Regions from separate parts of the Homo sapiens genome. Here all the other regions are linked to region 1. Evidence: read pairs that join two places in POLR2A ChIA-PET (ENCODE). Cell type or tissue: PC-9. All regions are shown on one strand.

Region 1 (4,000 bases):
AGAACTCATGCTAGCTTTGTTTTTCATTGTTAAGCTCCTCCAGTAAGAAGTAAAACAACAGCTTATCCAAGCAGCTTAATGAGCATTGTGGGTTTTATCTTTGCAAAGATTAGAGCAAGGACGTTCAAGCTTAATAGCCTCAATAACAGTTCCTAACTTTTTTCTATCTGAGATCCTGAAACAGGAAAGATGAGATTTTTTAAAGAGCTAGTATGCTATATGTAAAGAAAAAATTAACTTGTTACTTATATATAATTATAAGTACTTATTGGGAGGAGGCTATGAAGAGGTGATTTAAAAAAAAAAAAAAAGTACTTCTCACTCTCTGAAGAGCCTCATCAGCATTATTGGCCTTTTGAGAAGCAGCCAGTAAAACAGTGATTTTTAGCCATAGATTGCTGTAAAGTAGTAGCTGGGGCCTGTGGCAGGAAGTAAGATTCATTTGTTAATTTAAAAATTCATTTTAGGAGTTACTGATTGGGAAAACAAAAACACAGTTTATGATATTAAAAGAATCTAGTCGGCCGGGCGCAGTGGCTCACGCCTGTAGTCCCAGGACTTTGGGAGGCCTAGGCGGGCAGATCACGAGGTCAGGAGATCGAGACCATTCTGGCTAACACCGTGAAACCCCATCTCTACTAAAAGTACAAAAACAAAGTTAGCCGGGCGTGGTGGCGGGCGCCTGTAGTCTCAGCTACTCTTGAGGCTGAGGCAAGAGAATGGCGTGAACCCGGGAGGCGGAGCTTGCAGTGAGTCGTGGTTGCGCCACTGCACTCCAGCCTGGGAACAGAGCGAGACTCCGTCTCAAAAAAGAAAAAAAAAAAGAATCTAGTCGAGGATGCAGTCAGTATCTACCCATTTAGACTCCGAGTTTCTTGAGAGGAGGAGCCATTCTTTTTCCGCTTTAAGAATCCCCTAAGATATTGCTAAGCACATAGTAAATAATCAACACATACTGAATTGGATTTCTAGTTTGTTCCTCTTCCATCTTCTTCATATTTTTGCGTTTTGTTTTTCTCTTTTCCTGGTGTTTCCATGTCCACGTGTCCCCTTACTGAGCTATGGTAACTTGTAGTTCCTCATACCTGTCACACCTGTGCTTTCATGCTTTTGCATAAGTGAGATTCCCTTTCCTCTCTGTTCATCAGAGGGAATAGAAGGCCGCTCATCCCAGAAGACTTCACTCCAAAAATCACTCCTGCCTGGTATGCTCTCTGCTTATTCATCCCTCACTTTTCAACTTAAAGGCTGCCTTCTCAGAGAGGCTTTCCCTGAGGCCCCAAATGTAAGTTATGTCACCTTATTTTCTCATGGAATTATTTCCCGTATAGCACTTAGCACAATTTCTAATAATATATACATCATACACACACATATTTATATGTTTTCTTAAATAAAAGCCACCTCCCTCAGTAGACCGTAAGCTTATAATAGGGATCCTGCCTATTTTTGTTTGGCATGTCGTGTGTAGATTGGGGCCTGACATTCAATAGGTACTCAATACACACTTGCCAAATGAGTGACTCACCTTTGAGAAAGATTCTCTTTTAGCACCTTATGTTAATACTTAACTTTATTATGACATTTATTACATTGCTGTCTCATCTCACTAGGTTGTTCGCTACACACGATTGCAGTTCACAGACTTAAAAATATGCTCATGCATGCTTTCTTTTCTTATACCTTCCCCCTGAGGTTAAACTCTGCCTTAGGTCACATTACTCATGCTTTCAGAAAGCTCTGCTTCTAGCTTTCTGAGCGGGGGAGATTCAGCCCCTTGTTTATTTTATGTATTTGGCTTTCAGGTAAATATCTACTTAGCATGCCCATTGTTCACTCACTTCCTTAGTCCCAGCTCATTCTGCTTCCCTCTTCCTAAAAAATAACAAAAACGAAACACTCCTGTCCTTGGAGAATAATTTTTGCATATGGTCACATTTCAGTTTAGTAGGATAGAATATTGAATTTGCTGGATAGGTTTTAACATTGCAAGAATTATCAACTGGGTTTTTATTGTGGCTCTAGATCTGTTTGTTGGGATAAGAAAAGATTATGAGGTTGGGCACAGTGGCTCATGCCTGTAATCCCAGCACTTTGGGAGGCTGAGGCAGTCGGATCACTTCAGCCCAGGAGTTGGAGACCAGCCTAGGCAACACAAGGAGCCCCCATCTCTACAAAAAATAAATAAAAATTAACTAGATATGGTGATACATGGCTATAGTCCCAGCTACTTGGGAGGCTGAGATGGGAGGATCGCTTGAACCCAGGAGTTTGAGGCTTCAGTGAGCTGTGATCACACCACTGAACTCCAGCCTAGGCAACAGAGTGAGACTTCATCTCAAAAAAATAAATAAAGATTATGAATGTGGGCACTGAATGATTTTTCTTTTTACCATGTCTTTCTCATCTATAGCAATGCTTTATAGATTGTTGGTGCTCAATAACTATTTAGTGGATTGAATATATACTCAAAAAAGAGCACTGGACTTAAGGTCAAAAGACATAACATAAATTCTATTCATGATCACATTATTTAATATTGTGACAGTATAGTACATAAAAGTTTTAAATGAAATTATTATTTATATATGATTAGATGTTGGAAATCTAAGAGGATCAACTGAAGAACTGTAAGAAACAATAAGAAGCCAAGCATGGTGGTATACACCTGTAATTCCAGCTAATCAGGAGGCTGAGGCAGGAGGATTGCTTGAGGCCAGGAGTTCAAGTTTACATTGTGAATCATGATAGTGCCACTGCACTCCAGCCTGGGGGATATAGCTAGACTCCCATCTCTAAAAAAGAAAAAAAGAAACAATAGACAATGTAATATAGCAGATTTAAAAAGTAGCATTCAGGCCAGGCACAGTGGCTCACACCTATAATCCCAGCACTTTGGGAAGCCAGGGTGGGCAGATCACCTGAGGTTAGGAGTTCAAGACCAACCTGGCCAACATGGTGAAACCCCCACCTCTACTAAAAACACAAAAATTAGCTGGGCATGGTGGCGAGCACCTGTAATCCCAGCTATGTGGGAGGCTGAGGCAGGAGAATCACTTGAACCCAGGAGGCAGAGGTTGCAGTGAGCCCAGATCGTGCCATTGTGCTCCAGCCTGGGAGACAAAGTGGAACTCCATCTCAAAAAAAAAAAAAAAAAAATTAGCATTCAAACATCAATAACTGTCTCTACTTTCTCTGTCAAATAGTAACTAATTTAAGTATAATGGAAGAAAATGTCACATTCACAATAACAAAATAAGATAAATAGGCTGGACGTGGTAGTTTCCGCCTGTAATCCCAGCATTTTGGGAGGCAGAGGCCAGGAGTTCATGAGGAGCCTGGGCAACAGAGGGAGGCGCCATCTCTTCAGAAAATTTAAAGATTAACCAGGTGTGGTGGCACACACCTGTAGTCCCAGCTGCTGGGGAGGCTGAGGTGGGATCATTGCCTGAGCCCAGGAGGTTGAGGCTGTAGTAAGCCATGTTTACACCCCTGCACTCCAGCCTAGGTTGGCAGAATGAGACCCTGTCTCAATTAAAAAAAACACGGTTGCTAGTATACATCTCACAGGGAAGTGGGGGGTGCCTTTAATTTCATTGACTGCAGTGTGAATGGTGCCCCCTGAGATGAACCACACAGTTTCTCTGAATATATTTAGAACATGTTCATAAACTATCTGGACATAGTGGCTTATGCCTGTAATCCTAGTACTGTAGGAGACCAAGGCGGGAGGATCCCTTGAGGCTAGGAGTTTGAGACCAGCCTGGACAACATAGTGAGATGCAATCTCTTAAAAAAAAAAGAAAAAAAAAACCACAAGGTTTTAGAAACTACTTGAAGAGCACTCTTAAATTCTGAAGAAACAAAATAATTAAAACACCTCATTCTTAGGTAACAAGACTCAACATTGTAGAAATGACAGGGTTTTTTGTTTTTGTTTTTGTTTTTTGTCTTTCTTTTTTTAGACCGAGTCTCGCTCTGTTGCCCAGACTGGAGTGCA
Region 2 (4,000 bases), 160 kb before region 1:
CAGGGTTTTGGCATGTTGGCCAGGCTGGTCTGGAACTCCTGACCTCAGGTGGGTGATCTGCCTGCCTCGGCCTCCTAAAGTGCAGGGATTACAGGCGTGAGCCACCGCGCCTGGCCCCAAGCCTGCCTTATTTCTTTGTGGCCTCGCTCATATGCCTCTGGGTCTCAATTTGTAGGAGCTTCCTTGAAGCTTTCTGAAACAAATGCCCAGAGATTGTAACAGCCTTCCTGTGATCTCTGCCGCAAAGATGAGCCATTTGTTCAATGGAGAAGGCTCACAGACCGTTCTCTGCCAATGTTGTTGCAGTCTTACTCTCCTATTATTTGGGCTGTAGAAACTTTTACAACTGGTGAGACTTTTGCTCTCTAGATTTTACTTATTCCTTCCATTTCTGCTTGAAAAGTGGTATAGCCATTCTTGCCTGTACTTATCTTTGTCTTGAAATAGCTTGTTAAGGCAGTCAGTAGTAATTAGCGTACTCCATCATTCTGACTCTTCCCACCACTTTCCTTAGGCCAGCAGGCTCAGCGGACACTGGGTCCATGAAAGGCAGCAGTGAGTGCAGGCATTCCTTTAAGTGGGCGATATTTCATCATGATATGCCAGGCTCTCTAGCATTTTGCCACCTGACCAATAAGCCAAACTAACATATTTTAGACTTTTGTTCACAGCAGCACCCCACATCAAGGTGCTCATTTGTTGTCAGTCAGGGTTTGGTCAGGAAAATGGAAACTACCCTAGGTATCAAGCAGGAAGGCATTTAACATAGTGATCTAGAGGCTTCCAAAACCATTATCAGGGCTGGGGTGATGTGGTGGCAGCACACCCAGGGAAAGTTGCTGTTAGCTTTCAGAAAATTAGGAAGTGCAAGAATTGTAGGAAACTGTTGCGGATCAGCTGGGCCCTCTATAGGACCAGGGAAGGTCAATTTCAGGAGGGTCCTTAGAGGCTGCTGCTGCAATATGACATCAGCCCAGAGCCTAAGCTCATGCCCATGCCCACCCCTGCTGGAAGAATCCCACGTCTGCTGCTCCTCTATCTTCTGAATCTTGTAGGGTAGCTGAGCCTCTCCTCACTGGCCAGGATCCAGGTAAGGTGGTTCCTGCTATACAAGGGAGGGCACAGACTGGAAGGAAATGATGCTTTGTTCCAGCTTCCCCTAAAGTTGAGGGGACCACTAAATCTTACAAAGATAGGAGAAACAATTCTCAGTATATTGCTGTTTAAATTATCTTATAGATTAAAAGTTTGCTGTCTGGAAGTGAATACAAGTGTATGCATAAATAACATTTTATTTTTGTAATCATTTTTATTTATAGACTATAAAGCAATTGGCAAAATAGGAGAGGGAACGTTTTCTGAAGTTATGAAGATGCAAAGCCTGAGAGATGGAAACTACTATGCATGTAAACAAATGAAGCAGCGCTTTGAAAGGTAGGCTACAGAGATGCACTTGGGACCAAACACAGATCCAAGTTTCAGTCAATAACGGCAACTTAATATTAGGGGGGAGCTTTATTAATTTAATAATATGTAAGATACAATCAGATTTCTTTGGGCAGTGAGGGTTATATGCTAATGTTATGTTTATCATACTGGAGTTTACTCATATCCAGGCTTACTGTAATATCAGTGATGAATGACCACAAAAAAGTTTAAGTTTCAAAAGTGTGTCTCACCTTAAACAGTCTGTATGTTCCTAAAAGTTATAAATGTGTTGGATTTCTTTTTTTTTTAATTAAAAAAAACAGCAAAAAAATGATATATCAACCAATGGAACAGGATAGAGAGCTCGGAAGTGAACCCTTTATGATCCATTTGATTTTATGATCCATTGATTTTTTTTTTTTTTTTTTTGGAGACAGAGTCTCACTCTGTCTCCCAGGCTGGAGTGCAGTGGCACAATCTTGACTCATTGCAACCTCCGCCACCCCAGTTCAAGCGATTCTCGTGACTTAGCCTCCTAGTAGCTGCAACTGCAGGCATGTGCCACCAAGCCCGGCTAATTATTATTTTTTTTAAGTATAGATCAGGTTTCACCACGTTGGCCAGGCTGGTCTTGAACTCCTTGGCCTCAAGTGATCCGCCCGCCTTGGCCTTCCAAAGTGCTGGGATTACAGGTGTGAGCCACTGTGCCTAGCCCATTGATTTTGTTTGTTTTTGTGTTTTGTTTTGTTTGAGACAGGGTCTCACTCTGTCATCCAGGCTGGAGTGCAATGGCTCGATCTTGGCTCACTGCAGCCTCCACCTCCCAGGCTTAAGTGATCTTCCCACCTCAGTCTCCTGAGTAGCTGGGACCACAGGAGCACACCACACGCCTGGCTAATTTTTGTATTTTTTATAGAGACGGGGCTTCACCACGTTGCCCGTGCTGGTCTTGAACTCCTGACCTCAAGGTATCTGCCTGCCTTAGCCTCACAAAGGGCTGGGATTACAGGCATGAGCCACTGTGCCTGGCTGTGTGTTGGACTTCTATAAATGCAACCTTAGTCTAAATGTATTAGAGGTCCTTGCAATTTAACTAACTGTGAATAAATTAATATATTAATATTATATTAATATAACATAAGTGACAGGCATGAGCCACCATGCCCAACCTGAGCCATCACGCTCAGCCTGAGCCACTACACCCAGCCTTCATTTTTTAATTAATTAGTTAACTTTTAAAATGGAGATGGGATTTCACTGTGTTGCCCAAGCTGACCATGAACTCCCGGGCTCAAGTGATCCTTCTGCCTCAGCCTCCCAAAGTGCTGGAATTATAGGTGTGAGCCACCACACCTGGCCAAGAACAGTAATTTCATCCTCATGACATCTGGATAGGGTAGTTATCCTTGTTTCATATATGAGGATAGGTGCTTAGAGATGTGAGGTAATTTGACATTTTTTCTAGATTACTGGGTGGGCAGAGCCAGATGTGAACCCAGATTCTGCTAAGGCAAATCCTTGTTCTTCACTGCCCAATGCATACGGTAGTTTACCTACCACTAGGAAGACTGAAGCCACCAGGTGTTCTGCTCCTTCTCTTCTAGCACTTCTTCCTCTCTATGCATTCTGCATTCTCTGTGTTTCTTTATCTTTCCCCGACTCCATCTTTACTTGTAAACCACTGATGAGAGAGGATTTGATGCACAGTATACTGATTATCCCGTATCTAAAGAGCAGACAGCTGGGTGCTGTGGCTCACACCTGAAATTCCAGCTACTTGGGAGGCTGAGGCAGGAGGATTGCTAGAGCACAGGAGTTCAAGATCAGCCTGGGCAACATAGCAAGACCCCATCTCTACAAAAATTAAAAAAAAAACACAAAAAAACAGACTTCCTTAAACAGCCACCTTTGACCCAAAGTTGCCAGTACAGGATTTTGAACAGTAGGGTGTGATGCTTTTTTTTTTCTTTTTTTTTTTTTTTTTTGAGTCAGGGTCTCATTCTGTTGCCCAGGCTAGAGTGCAGTGGTGTGATCTCAGCTCACTACAACCTCTGCTTCCAGGGCTCAAGCGATTATCCAGCCTCAGCCTCATGAGTAACAGGGACTACAGGTGCAAGCCACCAAATGCCTAGATAATTTTTGTAATTTTTTTTTTTTTTTGAGACAGAGTCTCGCATTGTCACCTAGGCTGGAGAGCAGTGGCGTGATCTTGGCTCACTGCAACCTCTGCCTCCCAGGTTCAAGCAATTCTCCTGCCTCAGCCTCCCGAGTATCTGGGACTACAGGCGTGCGTCACAGCACTCGGCTAATTTTTGTATTTTTAGTAGAGATGGGGTTTCACCATGTTGGCCAGGCTGGTCTCAGACTCCTGACCTCAAGTGATCTGCCCACCTTGGCCTCCCAAAGTGCAGGGATTACAGGTGTGAGCCACCATGCCCAGCCTAATTTTTGTATTTTTGTAGAGACAGGGTCTCGCCATATTGCGGCTGGTCTCGAACTCCTGAGCTCAAAGCGATCCACTTGCCTTGGCCTCCCAAAGTGCTAGGATTACAGTCCTGGGTCCAGCCTCTAT
Region 3 (4,000 bases), 54 kb before region 1:
TACTGGAAGACATGAGTTGCTTGCCTCTTGATAATTCAAAGCTTTCAAGCTGAATGTGTCCTGATGAACTAATGACAAAGACCACATCCACAGCTCTTTCCAAAGCTTTTGGCCACCTTCAGGAAAATCATCCCTTTGCCATGCAGCCAAATACTCACCAAAAAAACTCTAGTCAGCAAGGATGTATGCAAAATTCTGTATGCAAATACAAGGATGGCGGAAACAGGCAGCAATTTTAAACTAGGGTACAAAGATATGGAAAGCTAAGAAATGCAGGCCAGCCCCTCACATGGTTACGACAAAGGGTAAAGCTCCAAATAGCAGCAGGTCTCATAGACAGCAGCTGTGACTACAAACCAAAAGAGAATCTCTAAAGTGACACAGCAAGATCTGATCTCTCCTCCGTGTAGAGTACTACAACTAGATTTGTCTTTAAATATGAAGAGACCCAAAATAACACAACGTCCCCACTTTTCTTGTTGCCCACAGCAAGCCTGAGTACTTGCCCTGCTCTCACAAAATTCTTACAGAATTCTTCACCCCAAGCAGTAATCCCAGCTACTCCGGAGGCTAAGTCAGGAGAATCCCTTGAACCCAGGAGTTGCAATAAATAGTATGCTATTTTAAAAGTGTAAAGTGATATGTTATATAGAGAAAGCTCTGGTTGAAAACGTGCAAGACACTCTAAAGAGTGGTTAAGAGCAGAGACTCTGGAGCCAAGATGCCTTCAGGTTCTGTCTTGTGAGCTTGAACAAGCTATTTGCTTTTATATACCACCACTTCCACAAAATGGGAAAATGGGGTTAATACAACAGTGACCCTGCTACAGGCAGCGTTCGAGGATTAAAGGAGTTAAAATATGTAAAGTGATCAGAATCATACCTGGAACAAAGTAAGTGCTATGTAAGTACTGGCTGTTATTATTATTATTGTTTTGTTTTTGAGACAGTCTTGCTATGTCGCCCAGGCTGGAGTGCAGTCTCAGCTGACTGAAACCTCCATCTCCTGGGTTCAAGTGATTCTCCTGCCTCAGCCTCCCAACTAGCTGGGATTACAAGCGCCTGCCACCACGCCTGGTTAATTTTTGTATTTTTAGTAGAGACAGGGTTTCACCATGTTGGTCAGGCTGGTCTTGAACTCCTGACCTCAAGTGATCCGCCTGCCTCGGCCTCATAAAGTGCTGGGATTACAGGCGTGAGCCACCGTCCCGACGTAACTGTTATCATTATTAATAGTATCAATTTACATTTTTTAAATGCACTCAAACCAAGAACTACAGTGAGTTAGCGTGGAAATAAGTATTTGATTCCTTACAAAGCATTTAAAAAATAAAAGTTAATATTTAGCCACCTGTTGGAAAATGTATGTACAAATATGAGGGGAGGGATTTGAAAATGAAGGGGGTGAGGAAGGGCAAAGTTAAACCAGTAAAATTACTCTTTCCAATCAGTTAAGATTTTACTGTACTTGATGTAGCATAATTTTTTTAAGTTATAAATACAGACAGGGTGTGGTGGCTCATGTTTGTAATCTTAGCACTTTGGGAGGCTGAGATGGGAGGACTGCTTGGGGCCAGGAGTTCAAGACCAGCCTGGGCAACATAGTGAGACCCCATTTCTTTTTTCTTTCTTTTTTTTTTTTTTAGAAAAAAAAAAATACTTTAAAAAAAAGTTAGAAGTTCAGAGGTCAGAACTGTGTAGTATACCAATTTACACCTCAATGAAAGTTTAATTTCTGAGACAAAAATAGAGTAGCACATATGATGGCTCTACCTGTGAAAATACAGAGGTTAGAATATGATCTCAAAGGCCGCTTTTATAATACCTCCTAATTCTGACACATTGTAAATAAATGAATATTATTAAATAGAAAATAGTCTTTTTTTAAAAAGCTGAAAGGTTGCTGCTTATTGGGTGGGTTAAGTATATGAGGAGAGAAATCTAGAAATACAGGTATTACAACCATTTATTATAAAACCACATGACAGCCACACAGGCACACGCATTCTCTGGGAGCAAGAGTTTACATGAAAAGCGGGGTGGGGTGCTAGAAAGAACATAGGCTTTGGAGTCTGACAGGCCTTGCTGAAATCTCCGGCTGCCACTTACCAGCTGTGTAGCCTTGGCAAGTTACTACATCCCTCAGAGATTCCCCTCTCTCATCTCTATATAATATAAAGTGGGACGCGCCACTCCCTCTTCTGCAAAGTATCTGTGAGATCATAAGGGACAATGCATGTGACAGCACCTAGTTCAGTGCCTAGCCCAGTGTAGCTATTCAGTAAATGGGAGCTGTGATGAGATAGAAACAAATCAGCAGTGATTAGTATAGTCTACAAATTAAATAGTCAGTGAGCTGAGTTTTCGTTCGCTGTGAGGTAAACCAATACTAGATCCTATAAGGCAGTGGTTCTCAAACTAGCCCATCAGAATTACCTGGCATGCTAGTTACACCACAGATTGCTGAGCCTGCTCTCACAGTTCCTGATGCAGTGTTCAAGTGCAGGGGCCCAGAATCTTCATTGCCACAAGTTCTGAGGGGACGCTGATACTGCTGGGCAGGGACCACGCCTAAGAGAACCACTGGTGTAAGGGAAGAGAGGGAGAAGAGGTGCACAAACATGGTCCATTCCTACAAGGAACTCACTGAGGATCTGGAATACACACACGCCAAACAATTTTTTTTTTTTTTTTGAGACAGAGTCGCACTCTGTAGCCCAGGCTGGAGTGCAATGGCACGATCTTGGCTCACTGCAACCTCTGCCTCTGGGGTTCAAGCAATTCTCCTGCCTCAGCCTCCCAAGTAGCTGGGACTACAGGCTCATGCCACCACACCTGGCTGATTTTTATATTTTTGGTAGAGACGGGGTTTCACCATGTTAGCCAGACTAGTCTCGAACTCCTGACCTCAAGCGATCCACCCACCTCAGCCTCCCAAAGTGCTGGGATTACAGGCATGAGCCACTGCACCTAGCCACATAACAATTCAACCCCATATATACAGATCTCAAACTCCACCACCCTACAAAAGATACAAACTCATGTTATAAAAAATGAGGATGCCAAGGCACAGGGATCCTTCAGGACTGGTGAAACCATGACCCCAAGAGTTAAAGACACCAATGACTAACAGAAATTCTCAAGTTTGCAGGATTGCAGATAAGAAAAGAAACAACTTACTGACATGCCCTCCACTTGTAAGACAGAAAACATAACAGGCTAAAATTGGTTGGAATCAATATAGGTGACTGGAGTTTGTGTAGAACAAGCTTAAATTTCTACCACATGGTTCATACTAACTTCCCCCAAATTTGCACATGGGACCCATGAGGAGGCATGAATAGATAACTGCGGAAGCCTGAAGACTTTCCAGACCACCCCTTTCCTTATATCAATCACCTGCTACTCCCAGAATCCACTCCCTAAAGCTTTTCTAATAAAGTTACTGCCTTAAAGCCAGCACAGAGAGACAGATTTGAGCTGAACTCCTGACTCCTTGTGAGTCGACTTGCAATAAAAAGAAAGCCAATATCACGACACTGGGTTTTTGAGAAAATACTCAAAAACCCAGTGGCTCGATTCTCATCTGGCTATATTTCTCATAGCTAGTAGACTCCCTTCACTGGGTTTTGAGAAAACTTTCTCAAAAACCCAGTGTCACAGTACAGGCTTCTGGCACATTGGACAGCAAGCCCCTTTTGCCTAGTAACACTGGGACAAATACCGATGTTTTTCACAGTTCCTGCAGTCTCACAGCTTCTGTAAACGTAAGAAGTAAAATACTTGGGCAATGGCATTGGCAAGTAGAAATATGTGGGAAGGCACTTGAGAAAAGAGTGAGACAAATAGATAAACAAGTGTGTGAAAACAATGGTCTCAGCTCAGCTAGTTCAATATCTGAATGGGAGAATCTCATCAGGAGAAATGATGATAGAGAGATTTTGAAGAGGCACTGACAGGGTAACTTACTAGGCTTAGCTTGGATTTGATGTCATCAGTAA
Region 4 (4,000 bases), 62 kb before region 1:
CTAAAGAAACAACTAGTTACCAAAGCCTCGATCAGTAAGTAAACATTTTTAAATGTAATACTTCTCTTTTCCTTGGACTTTTTCTTTTTCTTCATTACTATTATTATTATTGAGACAGGGTCTCGCTCTATTACCCAGGCTGGAGTGCAGTGGTGCGATCTGGGCTCACTGCGACCTCTGCCTCCCGGGTTCAAGTGATTCTCCTGCCTCAGCCCCCCGAGTAGCTGGGATTACAGGTACGTGCCACCACGCCCAGCTAATTTTTGTATTTTTTGTAGAGACGGGGTTTCAACCATGTTGACCAGGCTGGTCTCGAACTGACATCAAGTGATCTGCCTGCCTTGGCCTCCCAAAGTGGTGGGATTACAGGCATGAGCCATCATACCTGGCCTTCCTTAGACTTTTCATCCTTAAGATCTCTGGAATTTTTTTTTTTTTTTTTTTTTTTGAAACAGGGTCTCGCTCTGCTGCCCAGACTGGAGTACAGTGATGCAAATACAGCTCACTACAGCCTCAACTTCCTGGGCTCAACTGATTCTCCTGCCTCAGCCTCTCAAGTAGCTGGGACACAGATGCGTGCCACCATGCCCAACTAATTTTTTTTTTTTAATTTTCTGTAGAGACAGTGTCTTGCCATGTTGCCCAGGCTGGTATCAAACTCCTAGGCTCCAAGAACCCTCACATCTCAGCCTCCCAAAGTGCTGGGATTACAGATGTAAGTCACCATGCCTGGCTGGAATTTTTTTCTGGAACAATACTACTGAAATTCAGAGTCAGCTGGGTCAGTTTAGCATGGCACTAATGAGCCTATAGGTCCTTGAGGAATTTCTTTCCAGTACCACAAAGGGTCTGCAAAAGAAGCCCTCCAGTTCCAGTTCATGCCTTCACCATAGCCCTGCCTGCCCACTCTTCCCTCAGGAATGCTGCTGAGTGGACAGAAATGTGGAGGAAGGACTTGAACCCGAGAGGGGCTATTCCACCAAAGGCAAAAAGCTTGCAGCCTGGTTCCCACCAACTTAGTGGGCCTCAGTAGGGGGCTTTGGGAAGCCTGTGGCATCACAGGCAACAGCCATGTCACATCACATAGGCCTGGTAAAGTTTTACTTGATAAAACTCCTCAGTGCCCAGAAGCATCTGATGTGGTATGAAAAATATCTCAGAGCTCTTTTGAAAAATGTGTGTCAAATTATAATCTTAGACATAATTTTAAATGAATCAGGTGGAAATAGTGTAGGTAATAAAGGTAGTTTTATTTTCCCTAAATTTCACATCTTCCCTCCCCATCCCCACCTGAGAATCACCTAAGAGAGAACCGGTCTTGCAGAGTCTTGCCAGAAAAGTAAAAGATCCTTTTACTGGCATAGCTAACAGCTACCAAGTGCCTAATGCAGGCAGACCAGAAACTTACCTGGCCTACACCCAAAGCACTCTCTACCTCCTAAGTCCACTCCTCCCATCCTTAAGCCCCACCCCAACCAGCTTTATACTTGGCGCTCTGTTGGGTCCCCTGCCTGGCACCCCTGCCCAAAGGACAGCTTCAGGGCCCTCATCCAGCCTGGGTTTCCCCAGCTTAGCTCAGCCTCTCTAGCTCTGTGCCAGTCTCCTTCCACCCATTTCCAATCACATGCAATTCGCCCTACACTCTGCCAGACACATCTTCGGGAAGCCTTAGGTCACTCTCCCACTCCACCACTGCCACGGCTCTGCAGGGCCTACAGCTTAGCACTCACAGGCTGCCCAATGTGGCCTTATCACCCCCGCCCCTCCACATACATTACCCCAAAGACCCTTGGCTGCTGCCTGTGCTTCTGACACCTTGCCTTTCCTGCCATTCCTTCTTTCACCCAAAAAAAGTCCCCTATCCTCATATTCACAAAAGCAGAGATGTCATGTCCTCCTGAGCCCCCCCCCAGCCTATGTGTGACATTCTTCCAGACCCCTTCACCGATGCCTATCATTATGTGCCACACTTATTAGCTGCAATATGTTAACTATGTTCCATATATTGTGAAAGTCCAGCTCCTTTTAAAAACAAGAAAGAAGCCAGGAGGCTGCTGAGTCACTGACAGCCTGAATGAATTAATCAAAACTAGCTGGAGCAGTCTGAGTAACATCAAAGGTTGCCATAAGCCATTTTGAAAATCAGAAGAGAACGACTGTAGTGCTATTATCATTCCTCTTGACCACATCTCAGACAACCAAAACAGGGACCAAAAGTGGCCAAGAAATTACTTCCAAGGGCCACAAAGGATCACCTACTAGAAAAGAAGTGGAACGACTAGGGGCCTATCTTAAAACCTGAGATCCAAAATAAACCACACTGCAAAGACTGTTCCGCAGGTTTTCTTGGTGGAACTTTTTTTTTTTTCCTGAGACAGAGTCTCGTTCTGTCCCCCAGGCTGGAGTGCAGTGGCACGATCTCGGCTCACTGCAAGATCCACCTCCTGGGTTCACGCCATTCTCCTGCCTCAGCCTCCCGAGTAGCTGGGACTACAGGCGCCCCCCACCACCCCGGCTAATTTTTTTTATTTTTAATAGAGACGGGATTTCACCATGTTAGCCAGGGTGGTCTCCATCTCCTGACCTCGTGATCCGCCTGCCTCGGCCTCCCAAAGTGCTGGGATTACAGATGTGAGCCACTGCGCCCGGCCCTTGGTGGAACTTTTAACCTAGTCAGGCTTGGGGCTGCTAGTGCCTGTTAGGGATTGATTAGTCCACAGTCCAGGGCCTGGGGCTGGACCACATCTGCTTGTCACCCTGGTGAAACCGGAGGGGGGTGTTGTGGGGGGAGGCACTGAAGATGAAAAGAGACCTTGGCCAATCAGAGCTGATATTCACCTTTTGAACAAAGCTCAACTATGTAACCAAAATTTTCTTCAACATAATGGGAAATAACTGGGTGGGTCTAATGACAAAAATACCACACAGTGATTTTCAAACACCTTCAACTGCCCACACTTCATGTGTAGGCGAACAGTTTAACGCTCAAGTAACAATCAGCTGCACAGCACCACACAGATGCCAATTCCACAGTCCCACCGCTGCCCTTGAAGGGGCCACAAAACCAGGTTTACCTTATGGAAAGACCCACACAATCCATGTTTCTCACAGTATCTTCAATTCAGTAGTTACAGCCAACGTATCTGAACAGTTGGCATTAACAGTATGTAAAGAGCCTAACACTTGTTTAAAATATATGTATGTCAGAAACATAAGAAGTCAGTTAGGCTTGGGTCACTTATGCCCATAGGAAAAACAAACAGTAATCAATTGTACAGTTTCAGTGTTTCATTTCAAAAAGGACAAGAACTTATCTGTGTTATTTACCTCCCTGTCTCCAACATCTAATAGAGGGCCTGGCACACAGAAGGTTATCACTGAATATCTGTCACAGAAAGGAAACAATTCTGAAAATGGAGGAAAAGAACAGTGAAGTGATAGAAACCAAGAGACCTACAGCCAAATGTATATAAAAGCAAATATATAATGCTTTTTTTTTTTTTTTTGAGATGGAGTCTCGCTCTGTCGCCCAGCTGGACTGCAGTGGCGCAATCTCGATAATTCTTTTGCTGACCAAAATGCTAAGAATAAATGCCTTCTTGGGTGTCCATCCATGAAAGCAAACAGTCTCCATCAGTAAATATTAGTACATCACTTTACAGTTTACAAAGCACCTCCATGGATCAGTTTTTTGAAACCTCGCTACAAACCTGCGCAGTAAGTACAACTGCCACTCCCATTTTGTAAACAAGAAAATAGAATCAGCCGCCCAGAGGAACCCAGTGGTAGAGTCTGGCCATCGAAATTCCAGCCCGTGTGCCTTCTGCTGCACCGCCGTCTACTGCTGGGGTGATGCAACAGACATGTGAGGTGGCACCTAGTTCTACGATTCTATCACCATGTAACTCCATGTTCCTAGGCTTCTTGAAGTGGGACTCAAATATTCCAGCCTTTCTCAGTGTGGCCCAGATTCCAGATCTACCTCTTCTTTTCAATCATT

What was found. Peaks named below come from ENCODE experiments on the same cell type or tissue, not always from the same donor. Only the 100,000 strongest peaks of a DNase experiment are listed, where the experiment ranks them.
Region 2: POLR2A ChIA-PET joins it to region 1 with 8 read pairs; 1 of 35 experiments calls an interaction of 5 or more read pairs at or near these places.
Region 3: POLR2A ChIA-PET joins it to region 1 with 5 read pairs; 6 of 35 experiments call an interaction of 5 or more read pairs at or near these places.
Region 4: POLR2A ChIA-PET joins it to region 1 with 7 read pairs; 4 of 35 experiments call an interaction of 5 or more read pairs at or near these places.

What each region holds. Positions count from the first base shown.
Region 1 is chr14:102,123,350-102,127,349 of GRCh38, reverse strand. It overlaps a transcript of HSP90AA1 not described here. Among named protein-coding and RNA genes, the nearest start is that of WDR20, 15 kb to the left of the region's middle. In PC-9, no CTCF peak of the experiment used is centred here; DNase peaks (open chromatin) are centred at 1,119, 1,719 and 2,719; H3K4me3 peaks cover 1,241 bases; H3K27ac peaks cover 2,901 bases.
Region 2 is chr14:102,280,912-102,284,911 of GRCh38, reverse strand. MOK (MOK protein kinase) reads left to right here. Exons shown (of 12, transcript NM_014226.3): 2 at 1,320-1,434. Among named protein-coding and RNA genes, the nearest start is that of MOK, 22 kb to the left of the region's middle. In PC-9, no CTCF peak of the experiment used is centred here; no DNase peak of the experiment used is centred here; H3K4me3 peaks cover 266 bases; H3K27ac peaks cover 2,454 bases.
Region 3 is chr14:102,177,085-102,181,084 of GRCh38, reverse strand. All of the region lies in intron 1 of WDR20 (WD repeat domain 20), which reads right to left. Among named protein-coding and RNA genes, the nearest start is that of WDR20, 39 kb to the right of the region's middle. In PC-9, no CTCF peak of the experiment used is centred here; no DNase peak of the experiment used is centred here; H3K27ac peaks cover 1,271 bases.
Region 4 is chr14:102,185,321-102,189,320 of GRCh38, reverse strand. All of the region lies in intron 1 of WDR20 (WD repeat domain 20), which reads right to left. Among named protein-coding and RNA genes, the nearest start is that of WDR20, 47 kb to the right of the region's middle. RefSeq lists an enhancer at 3,978-4,000. In PC-9, a CTCF peak has its summit at 2,644; DNase peaks (open chromatin) are centred at 1,370, 2,070 and 3,710; H3K4me3 peaks cover 1,799 bases; H3K27ac peaks cover 4,000 bases.